Linked DNA regions of Homo sapiens: region 1 is linked to region 2. A link is an interaction called in ENCODE POLR2A ChIA-PET data of the cell type or tissue named here. Cell type or tissue: Panc1. All regions are shown on one strand. Each heading gives the region's core, and the rest is flanking DNA. Links, peaks and the distances in the headings are about the cores only. Region 1 holds the start of HID1 (HID1 domain containing). Region 2 holds the start of FADS6 (fatty acid desaturase 6).

Region 1 (5,368 bases), core at 122-5,121, 77 kb after region 2:
TCAGCCTCCCAAAGTGCTGGGATTACAGGCATGAGCCACCACACCCGGCCCAAAATCAGATATTCTTAACCCAGCTTTTCCAGGCCCCTGCTCGGACTAGACCCCCACTCAGACCTGGGGGAGCAGTTGTATCTTTTGACTCTCAGGGTGTGCAGGGGGAAGGTCCCCTAGTCCTCAAGCCTGCTAAGCCTGCTCTAGAGGACTGTGTCACCATGCATTCCCATGCACATACATGTATACACATGTAAATATGCACCCGCCAGGTTCATCTGGCCTGCAGCAGAGAATTCCAAACAGGCAGGATCTGGGAGAGGGTTCCAGGTCTGGGACTGTCTCCCTCCAGAGCCCCACCTACTATGAGGAAGCACCAGGAAACACAGCCAAAGCGGCTGGCTCTTAGGACCAGGGTCAGGCCTGACCCAGGACTGGACCATGGGGCAGGAAGAAAACAGGATGCAGGGCAGGAAGGCGAGGAAGGTGGAGCAGCAGGGATACAGGCCCAGGCCACAGGAAAAGGGGCTAGTTCTGCCTGTCTACTGCCCAAGCCACACCCTGTAAGAGCCTGGAACCACATATCATCCTATGGACAACTGGCCTGAATCTCCTTGGGGACTCCAAGTGGTAAGGTCAGTGATGATCATCTGGGTTCTGATCCTCACACCCAAGCTACCCAAGTCAGGTCACTTACACAGAGTCCAAGGCTTCAGCCTCTGAAGGCCTCTCCCCCCGGGCAGCCCAGGCCCCCGTCCGCCTACAGGACCCAGTGCTCTCCAGAAGGCTGGTCTGATCTCCAGCCTATCCAGGTTCTATTCCAAGCCTACTCAGCTGGGAAACAGAACAGCACCATCTCAAGTGGCCCATCATAGGGCTGTAGCCAGGGAAAGACAGAGGGACACAGTATTTTGGGGAAAAGGCCTGAGCAGGTAGGAATCTAGGCCACTCCAGAGCCTTTGGTACTCTGCTGAGCTGGCCCCACTGGCCTGGCAAAGGACCCCAGCTGCCGAGCCCACAGTGCAATCCTCCAACAAGGAGTTTCTTCCCCAGGCAGGTAAACATGGGAGCCTCCCTTCCTCCCTGCCTCCCCACTCCTCTCCCTGCAGCCCTACACTGAGGGGCTAGCCCACTTGCCACCTTCCCTGCCACCCACAGAACGAAAACCCCATCCTAAAAAAGCCAAGCTCCAGAACGACCCAGGAGCCGTAGGGAATGGAGAGAAGTGCGGTCTGGTTTCTATCAAGAGCCTTTCAGCCGGGGTTGGACTCTCCAGAGGCCCTGGGCATTTGCTGCACATTTGACCCTTCCAGGGTGGGGAAAGGGGTGAGGGAGCAAGGTCTGGCCCCTGGAGCTGTGACCAGCTGGCTGTGGGAGCTGGCTTCCTCCATCCCACTCTAACCTCCAGCAGCAAGAGAGAGCCCTGGAGAGCAGGAGGTGGGGGGGCCAGGAAAGAGGAAGATCCCAGATGGCAGCAGGTCCTGTGTCCCCTGAAAATGGGGGACATGGGGAGTCAGGGCCGAGCATCTCTGTGGCCACGGTGGCCTGATTCAAAAAGCCAGGAGAGAAGGGGTGGGCAGAGAAGCAGTCTTGCTGGGGCCAGGTGGTATAAGGAGGTGGCTATTGGGCCACTTGTGGACTCACAGGAGAGTTATGAGCATGGACTAGGCTGGAGGGTCCTTAGGCCCCTCACCAGCTGACTGAGGGCCATCCTGCGGGTCCCCATCCCTGAGCCAGAGAACAGAGCACACAGGCTAACAGCCTTTCCCTTGCAGGGCCTCGGGGAAGGCCCCTGGAGAGGTCCCCAGCTGGGAGGCTGTGCTCAGTAGGCCTGGGGACAGGGCCCCCCACCAGGCTGCCTCGCTGCCCGCCACTCTTTGCGTGTTCCCAGGAAGACCTGGGCCTTCCCTGCCCACGGGCATCGACCAGGGCCCAGCGAGGCCGCTGCCGCGCACACCAGCTGTTTCTCCGACCCGGGCGGACGCCAGCCAGGCTTTGTTTGCATTGAGTCAACAGGGACTGTGCGTCCGGGACCCGCGGGCAATGAGGGGCAGGGAGGGGAGCGGACGGTGGATGGGTGGGTGGGGGCGGCGGGAGGCTGGAGATGCGAAGCTGGGGACGCCGCGGGGCGGGACAGGGGGCGGACAGCTGTGTCGCCGGCTCGGGGAGTAGGCACACGTCAGCCTAAGGTGGCAGCAGCGGCTTCGGGGAGAGGGGTGTTCCCAGGAGAGGAGGCTGAGGGTGGGGGACTAGGGCCAGGGGATGGAGCTTCCAGGTACAGGCCGCGGGGTCCCGTTCCGGCGCTGGCCTTGGCGTTACGCTCGGGGCCCGCCCGTCCCCCCATCTCCCGACGAGCCAAGTTCGCGTACCCCCGGCCCTGCCCAGCCCCCAGCCCGGCAGGTGGATGGGGACGCCGGGGCCCCCGTGGCGCACCTGCGTCTTGGTGGTGAGCTGGATCACCGCCTTCCGGAAGTTCAGCTTGGAGTCGGTCGACCCCATGTCTCTGGAGCCCGCTCCGGCCCGGCCCCCGCCCAGACTCCAACCCGGCTCCGGCTTCAGCTCCGGCTCCAGCTCCGCGGCCCCCGCGGCTCTCGCAGGAGACAAGCGGCGCGCCCCGCCCCCGGCCCTCGTCGGCCCCGCCCCGACAGGCCCCGCCCCCGCGTGGCTCCGCCTCCTGCACCTGCAGCGCCCGCCGCCGAAGACCCGCGGAGTCGGCGGTTCCAACCCAGCGCCGCCGCACGCCGGGTGCCTTCTCAGGTCCCACCCGGAGCCTCGACGCTCTTCCTTCTGCGTCGGAGCATTGTACCCGCCTCCGCTGCTACCACGCAGTCCCCAGGGCCCAAAACCCTCCTCGCAGCTCGTCCCCCGCCCCGGTCCTCACCCTTCATCTCCGCTCCGGCTCCTGGCCCACGTCTCAGCTGGCCCTCTCCATCCCACTTTCCTCCTTCTCAGTCTGTCTTTCCCATTCATGTTTTCTGAGCATCCACTCTCTTGGTTCTCCCTTTTTCTGACCTGTCAAACCCACGTGTTCAGACAGTCCCGCAGGCCCTTGGTTATGAGGGAGGGAGGCGCTGACTCAGTTTCCATACTCCAGGAAAGCAGCTCCTCGCCTTGCTGAGCGCGAGAGTCCCTCGCGGTCCCGACCCCTCTCTAGCCACCAGATTCCCAGAGAATCCTTTGAGATTCATCCATTTCAACAAATGTGCTGAGGGTCTGGTATTTGCCAACTCTGTGTCATGGACGGACACAGCGGACATAAGTAGTACAGCCTGCTCTTTATGGCGAGCAGCTAGGGAGAGGGATAAGGAAAGAAGCGGCCAGGGTACAGCCAAATAAGCCTGTAATAGAGGCAGATTAATCATCAAAACAAGGCCGGGTGCGGTGGCTAACGCCTGTAATCCCAACACTTTGGGAGGCCGAGGCAGGCGGATCACGAGGTCAGGAGTTCGAGACCAGCCTGGCCAACATGGTGAAACCCCGTCTCTACTAAAAATACAAAAATTAGCTGGGCTTAGTGGCGCACGCCTGTAATCCCAGCTACTCTGGAGGCTGAAGTAGCAGAATTGCTTAAACCTGGGAGGCAAAGGTTGCAGTGAGCCGAGATCACGCCACTGCACTCCAGCCTGGGCGACAGAGCAAGACTCCATCTCGGGGGGGGGGGGGGAATCAAAACAAGACGACAATGACGATATCTCTAATAGCTACCTCTGAGGTATTATTTTATCCCCATTTTACACTTGGGGAAAATGAGGCTTAAAGCAATTACTTGCCCAAAGCCACACAGGTAGTAAGGAGCTCATCCAAATGAGGCTGCGCTTTTTCCACAACATCATTTTGCAAGCTATGTCTGGAAGCTTCTGGAAATCTTGGATGCTTTTTTATTTTTTATTTTTTGAGATGGAGTTTCGCTCTGTCGCCCACCCAGGCTGGAGTGCAGTGGCACAATCTCAGCTCACTGCAAACTCCACCTCCTGGGTTCAAGCAATTCTCTTGCCTCAGCCGCCCGAGTAGCTGGGTCTACAGGGGCCCGCCACCACCCCCAGCTAATTTTTTTTTGTTTTTAGTAGAGATAGAGTTTCACCATGTTGTCCAGGCTGGTCTTGAACTCCTGACCTCAAATGATCCGCCTGCCTCAGCCTCCCAAAGTGCTGGGATTACAGGTGTGAGCCACCATGCCCAGCCCTATTATTTATTTATTTATTCATTCATTCATTCATGCATGCATGCATGCATTTTGCAGACGAGGTTTCACTCTGTTGCCCATGCTGGAGTGCAGTGGTGCAATCATAGCTCATTGCAGCCTCGAATGCTGGGACTCAAGCAATCCTCCTGCCTCAGCCTGCTGAGTAGTTAGGACTACAGGTGCACACCACCATGCCCAGCTAATTTTTTTTTTCATTTTTTGTATAGACAGGATCTTGCTACATTGCCCAAGCTAATCCCCAACTCCTGGCCTCAAGGGATCCTCCCACCTCAGCCTCCCGAAGTGCTGGGATTACAGATGTAAGCCACCATGCCTGGCCCCTAGATGCTTCAAAAGGATGTGACATTCACTTAAAGAGGAATTCTACAGGTGAAAAATGAGGGGCACGCCATCTGGGAGCAAAAGTGTGGCAGGGTGGAGCGGGTGTGGAGGGAAAGAGGAGTGCGAAGGGTGTCGCCATTTCACGGAACAAACAAACTCCACAGGGCAATGATAGGGTAGCTCTAGCCTTTCTCCGGAGGTGGGTTTTCCCCGCCCTGGGCAAAATCCTTGGCAGGTTTCATGGCTTTTCTAATCATTCCAAGATAATGAATGAATAGTTCCTTTATTTGGCATTAAAAAAAATCCAGTCTATTCTACAAATCACTCAACCGCATTCCAGGCCAGAGTGACATTAAAAACTCTCAATCATAATCATTAGGGAAATGCAAATTGAAACCACAGTAAGATAACACTACATGGCTAGCACAATGACTTTCAAAAGCTGGCAACATGCTAACAGTTTATTTCTTTATTTATTTTTAGTTTTTTGAGACAGGGTCTCCCTCTGTCATTCAGACTGTGCAGTGGCATGATCACAGCTCATTGCACCCTCTACCTCCAAGGCTCAAGCAATCCTCCCACCTCAGCCTCCCAAGTAGCTGGCATTACAGGTGCACACCATGACGCCCGGCTAATTTTGTATTTTTTATACGGATGGGGTTTTGCCATGTGGCCCAGGCGGTCTCAAACTCCTGAGCTCAAGCGACCCTCCTGCCTGGGCCTCCCAAAGCATCGGGATTACAAGCAGGAGCCACCGTGCTCAGCCTTCAAAAAGAAGAAAAAATAATAAAGGCAAGTGAAGGTATGAAGAAGGAGGAGGAGAAGAAGGAGAAGAAAAGAATTGAGAACTCT
Region 2 (5,334 bases), core at 1-5,000:
GTCCCACTGTGGCCTGAGGGGAACCAGGACTGCCCCTCCAGCGGTCCTGACTCTCCCGTGCCTGGTCCTGACTCTCCAGTGCGTGGTCCTGGGCCCCCAGCCAAAGCAATGTTGGGGCCTCAGGTACCATGGGTGTTCCAGACCAGGAAGGGTCCAGGGGAAACTCCCACCCCCTCCCCACTCACCTAGGTCCCCAAAGAACACCGTCTCCCTTCCCGGGGGTGGGGGGGCACCTCATCACTCCCGGCCACTCCCCCGCTCCTCTCAACTTTCCCTTCCACCACCCTCCTGCGCCCCCTCCTAGGGTACACAGGGCAGAACACCCCAGTCCAGACTCTCAGGTTCGGGGTGTGACCCTCCATCCTTGGGTGCGGGGCCCCGACCACCTCCGCCTCCCTGCCGCCGCCAGTCCACTCCGCAGGCTGCACTCCCACGGCTGCTGTTGCAGACCCCGCGCCGCCACCTCCGCCGCACCCCGCCCCCACCCGCAGCCCGGCCGGGACGCCGGGTCCCCGCGTTCCTCACCTGCCGGCAAGGCGAAGAGGCTGAGCGCGAGGATGGCGCAGTCCACGCCGTGGCGCTCCCACCAGGAGCTCGTCCTCACCACGTCCTGCACCAGCACCTCCAGCTCCCGCAGCAGCGCCTCGCCCCCACGGTGCGCGCTCCGCGCCGGTTCCATGGGCTCCGTAGGTTCCATGGGCTCCGTAGGTTCCATGGGCTCCGTAGGTTCCATGGGCTCCGTAGGTTCCATCGGCTCCGTGGGTTCCATGGACTCTGTGGGCTCGGGCCCGACGCGCACGGAGGACTGGAGGACTGGGGCGTGTGTCTGCGGTGCAGGCGAGGCGGGGCGGGCCGGGGCGGAGTCACGCGCCGCCTGGGGACACCCGCCCCCGGGGTCAAGGTGCGAGACACCCTGGCTCCTCTGCTGCGGGCGCTGGCGACCCAGGCCCGGCTCAGGCGCGCGACCCTGGCAGGCGGCATCAGAACCGCCGCGGAGGGAGGAGCCAGGCCGATGAGCTGAGAGTGGCTAGGCGGGGAGGCGACCCTGCGGTGAGACCCAGCCCAGGTAGTAGGGACGGAGGCGTCAGGGGCACGGAGACCCCAGTGGAGACACCCCCCACCCCCGCCCCGCCCCGAGGGCCTTCCCTGACCTCCGACCTCAAATAACTCCCTGAGTTCCCTCGGTCCCTGAGATCTGTCCGAGCATTCTCTTCCCTCGACCCTGACTATTCGTAGTGGCACTGAGCAGCTCCCCTCGTACGTGACACACATGACACATGCTGTCGTCTGTCTCTGCCAACAGACGGACCCTCAGTGCCGTAGAGACGTCCTCGTTTTGCCCAAGCTCTGTCTTCAGTACCTAGGGCAATGCTTGGCACAGAAACATCTGGGAATTCCTAGGGCAGAAAGTTCAAGGACTCCCCACTCCCCCTCCCCGTGGGTCAAGGAGTGAGAGGTCCCCTCTGAGTATGGCTTCAGCAGAGGTGACCCAGGGGAGCTGGCTCTTCAGCCCAATAATGTTTTGGGTGAGACGGGTAGCTACAGGGAATACACATCCGGAGGTCATCATTCTGGGTGGGCAGGCAGACCAGCCGGGTCCCGCTGCCATTCCACTCCCTCAAGAGCGCCCAGGCCTGAACCCAGGGCCAGGGCCTCAGCCAAGCCCTCTGAGATGTGGGAGCCACACCTGTCACATCCCCTTCCCATCAGCCCAGGCCCCCACCCCGCACTGCTGGAGATGGCCTTGGTCCTCAGGGGATAAGCCTCTGTCCTCTACAAACTCCTCTTCCCTGCTTCTGAATACCCTTTCTCTTTTCTTTTTTGTTTTACTTACTCCCAGTTTCATGACTTAAGGGATCTGGTATGGTGAGGACAGTGGCATCTTTAGCAGGAGACCCCTAGGAAAGAGAAGTTGGGTGGGTGGGGTAAGGGAGAGACAGTCAGGGATCCTAATGACATTGATTCCTTTTGACTCCTTCCTGGTGTTTTCCTTCAGGAATTCTTTTTTTTCTCTCTTTGTTTAGAAACAGGGTCTCGCTCTATCACTCAGGCTGGAGTGCAGTGGCACAATCACAGCTCACTGCAGCCTCGATTTCCTAGGCTCAAGTGATCCTCCCCCTCAGCCTCCTGAGTAGCTTGGGACTACAGGCACACACGGGGACCACTAAGCCTGGCTAATCATGAATTCGTATGAGCTTATTCCTTTAATTCTTTATCAAAGAATAAGATTTATTTACCAGCTCAGTATTCTAAGGGACTGACAATTTAATAAACCAATTCTCACCAAGTGCACGTGCGCATATACCTGCCCCGCAGGTTATCATTGACTTTCACATACTGATGAGGTTTTGTGGATTCCCCACATCCCTCAAGGATGGCATCATCTAAGGCCAGGCGCGGTGGCTCACACCTGTAATCCCAGCACTTTGGGAGGCCAAGACAGGCAGATCACTTGAGGTCAGGAGTTCGAGACCTGCCTGGCCAACATGGTGAAACCCCGGCTCTACTGAAAATACAAAAATTAGCTGGACGTGGTGGCAGGAGCCTGTAATACAAGCTATTCGGGAGACTGAGGCAGAAGACTCGCTTGAAACCAGGAGGCAGAGGTTGCAGTGAGCCAAGTTCGCACCATTGCACTCCAGCTTGGGGGACAAGAGCAAAACTCCATCTACAAAAAAAAAAAAAAAAATAGGATGGCCTCATCTTCATTTAATCAACGGAGGCCCCAAGAGATGAACTGATCCGCCCAGCACTCCACAGTTAGTAAATGGCAGAATTAGAGCTGAATCCAGGAGCTTCTCCAAATGCAATGGTTTCCATGAGAGATTTTCTTTTTTTTTTTTTTTTGAGACAGAGCCTCGCTCTATCACTAGGCTGGAGTGCAGTGGCGCGATCTCCACTCACTGCAACCTCCAACTCCCTGGTTCAAGTGATTCTCCTGCCTCAGCCTCCCGAGTAGCTGGGATTACAGGCACGCACCACCACACCCAGCTAATTTTTGTATTTTTAGTAGAGACAGGGTTTCACTATGTCAGCCAGGATGGTCTCAATATCCTGACCTCGTGATCCACCCGCCTCGGCTTCCCAAAGTGCTGAGATTATAGGCATGAGCCACCATCTTAAGAGATTCTTAAGACAGATAAGGAAGAGTCGCCCTCCTCCCTCCCTTTCCCACTCTACCGTCAAATCCCTCCCTCTCTAGCATACTACAATTTTCAAGGAGGGGATATGTATAATTTGTAAAAGCATATGTGATATTAATATCCCATATTTTAAGCTTATAAGGAGATGTTATCATTTTTATCATATATGCCAGGAACTTCCTGGCACCAAGAAGCTCCTCTCCAGGCCCTGGCTCCCTCCTGGACATCCAAGTGGTACTGGACAGAGGTAAATGCTGAGCGCCAGAGGAAAGAACATGTTTCAGAGGAGCTCAGAGGAACAGGGATCCCTGTGGGGTAGGGCTGGCTGGTAGCCTCCCAAGAGAGAGGCAGACTTGATTTAGAACAGACTTAGCATGGTGGCTCACAACTATAATCCCAACACTCTGGAAGGCTGAGGTTCAAGGATCGCTTGAGCCCAGGAGTTGGAGGCTGCAGTGAGCGATGATTGCATTCCAGCCTGCACGACAGAGCAAGACCTTGTCTTAAAACAACAATGACAATAACAGCAAACAGACTACTTAAACCTCAGAGAGAAGGAAGAGAACCAAGTATTCTGGGTCCTCAAGGCATGGGCCAGGAGTAGAGTTTGAGAGATTGGTGGGAAAGGCAAGGGAAGGCAGGAAAGAAAGGCTGGGACCACGGGCTGGAGTGCCACAAAGGCAGACTGAGAAGCTGAGGTTTGTCCTCACAGGCATGGGAGCCATAGGAAGTTTCAGGGCAGTGGAGTGACTTGTGCAATGCTGTGTTCAGGAAGGTTTGTCTGGCACAATGGAGTAGCCACTGGAGTGAGGGGGACCGGAGTGAGGGGGACCAGTTTAGAGACGTTCCAGTCCCCCAAACATAAAGGTGCTAAGGGTGCAGATAGCAGAGGGAGGGACTGTGGAAATGATGATGGGGGTAACAAAATAAGGAAGAATTGAATAGACAGTTTACCAAAGAAGATATGCAAATGGCCAAGAAGCATGTGAAAAGATGCTCCCCATCATTAGTTTTTAGGGAAATGCTAATTTGAACACCAATAAGATAACCCTGCAGACCCACTAGAATGGCCAAAATTAAATAGACAAGGAAGGCTGGGCATGGTGGCTCACGCCCGTAATCCCAGCACTTTGGGAGGCCGAGGCAAGCAGATCACCTGAGGTCAGGAGTTCAAGACCAACCTGGCCAACATGGGGAAACCCCATCTCTACTAACAATACAAAAATTAGCTGGGTATGGTGGCATGTGCCTGTAATCCCGGCTACTCTGGAGGCTGAGGCAGGAGAATCGCTTGAACCCGGGAGGTGGAGGTTGCAGTGAGCTGAGATCGCACCACTGTACTCCAGCCTGGGTGCCAGAGTGAGACTCCGTTTCAAAAAAAAAAAAAAAGAAAAGAAAAAAGAAAAGAGTTTTATTTAAGTTGAACACATGCATATCCTAGATATATACTCAACAGAAAAGCAAAGAAACATACACAAATATTCATAGCAGCACTACTCAAAAGATAACAACTGGGCACAATGCAATTTTCTGCCAGCAGTGGAATAAATCAATAAACGGCGATGGGGGGATTACCACACAGCCCAAATCCAATGCCGAACAAATGGAAACCAGACACAAAACACCGATCAGATGATCCCATGTGTATAAAGTTCAAAAACAGACAAAATGAATCTATGGCATTAGAAGTTAGGATGGCTTTAACTGATTAGGGATAGTGACTAGAAGGGGGCATGAGGGGGTTCTCCAGAGGCTGATAAATGTTTTGTTTCTTAAACTGGGTTCTAGTTACCCTTGAGTGTTCAGTTTGTAACACTTCATCATGCTATACTGTTAGAGTATGTGCATTTTCCTGTCTAGGTGTTATATTTTAATTACAACAATTTTATATTTTCAAATGGTAATCACTTTTCTTTATTTTCTTTATTTATTTTGAGATGGAGGCTCATTCTGTCACCCAGGCTGGAGTGCAGTGGTGCAATCTCGGCTCACTGCAACCTCCATCTCCCAGGTTCAAGTGATTCTCCTGCCTCAGCCTCCCTCAGCAGCTGGGATTACAGGCATGTGCCACCACACCCAGCTAACTTTTTTGTATTTCTATTAGAGATGGGATTTCACCATGATGGCCAGGCTGGCCTCAAACTCCTGACCTCAAATGATTTGCCCACCTCGGCCTCCCAAAGTGCTGAGA

Evidence for each region. Peaks named below come from ENCODE experiments on the same cell type or tissue, not always from the same donor. Only the 100,000 strongest peaks of a DNase experiment are listed, where the experiment ranks them.
Region 1: POLR2A ChIA-PET joins it to region 2 with 10 read pairs; 6 of 35 experiments call an interaction of 5 or more read pairs at or near these places.

The regions. Positions count from the first base shown.
Region 1 is chr17:74,970,167-74,975,534 of GRCh38, forward strand. It overlaps HID1 (HID1 domain containing), which reads right to left and starts at 2,593. Exons shown (of 19, transcript NM_030630.3): 1 at 2,425-2,593. The coding sequence starts at 2,490. It overlaps HID1-AS1 (HID1 antisense RNA 1), which reads left to right and starts at 523. Exons shown (of 3, transcript NR_110878.1): 1 at 523-626; 2 at 4,402-4,564; 3 at 5,000-5,368. RefSeq lists a silencer at 2,548-2,657. In Panc1, for the core only: no CTCF peak of the experiment used is centred there; no DNase peak of the experiment used is centred there; H3K4me3 peaks cover 1,681 bases.
Region 2 is chr17:74,892,827-74,898,160 of GRCh38, forward strand. It overlaps FADS6 (fatty acid desaturase 6), which reads right to left and starts at 807. Exons shown (of 6, transcript NM_178128.6): 1 at 526-807. The coding sequence starts at 769. In Panc1, for the core only: no CTCF peak of the experiment used is centred there; no DNase peak of the experiment used is centred there; H3K4me3 peaks cover 834 bases; H3K27me3 peaks cover 1,161 bases.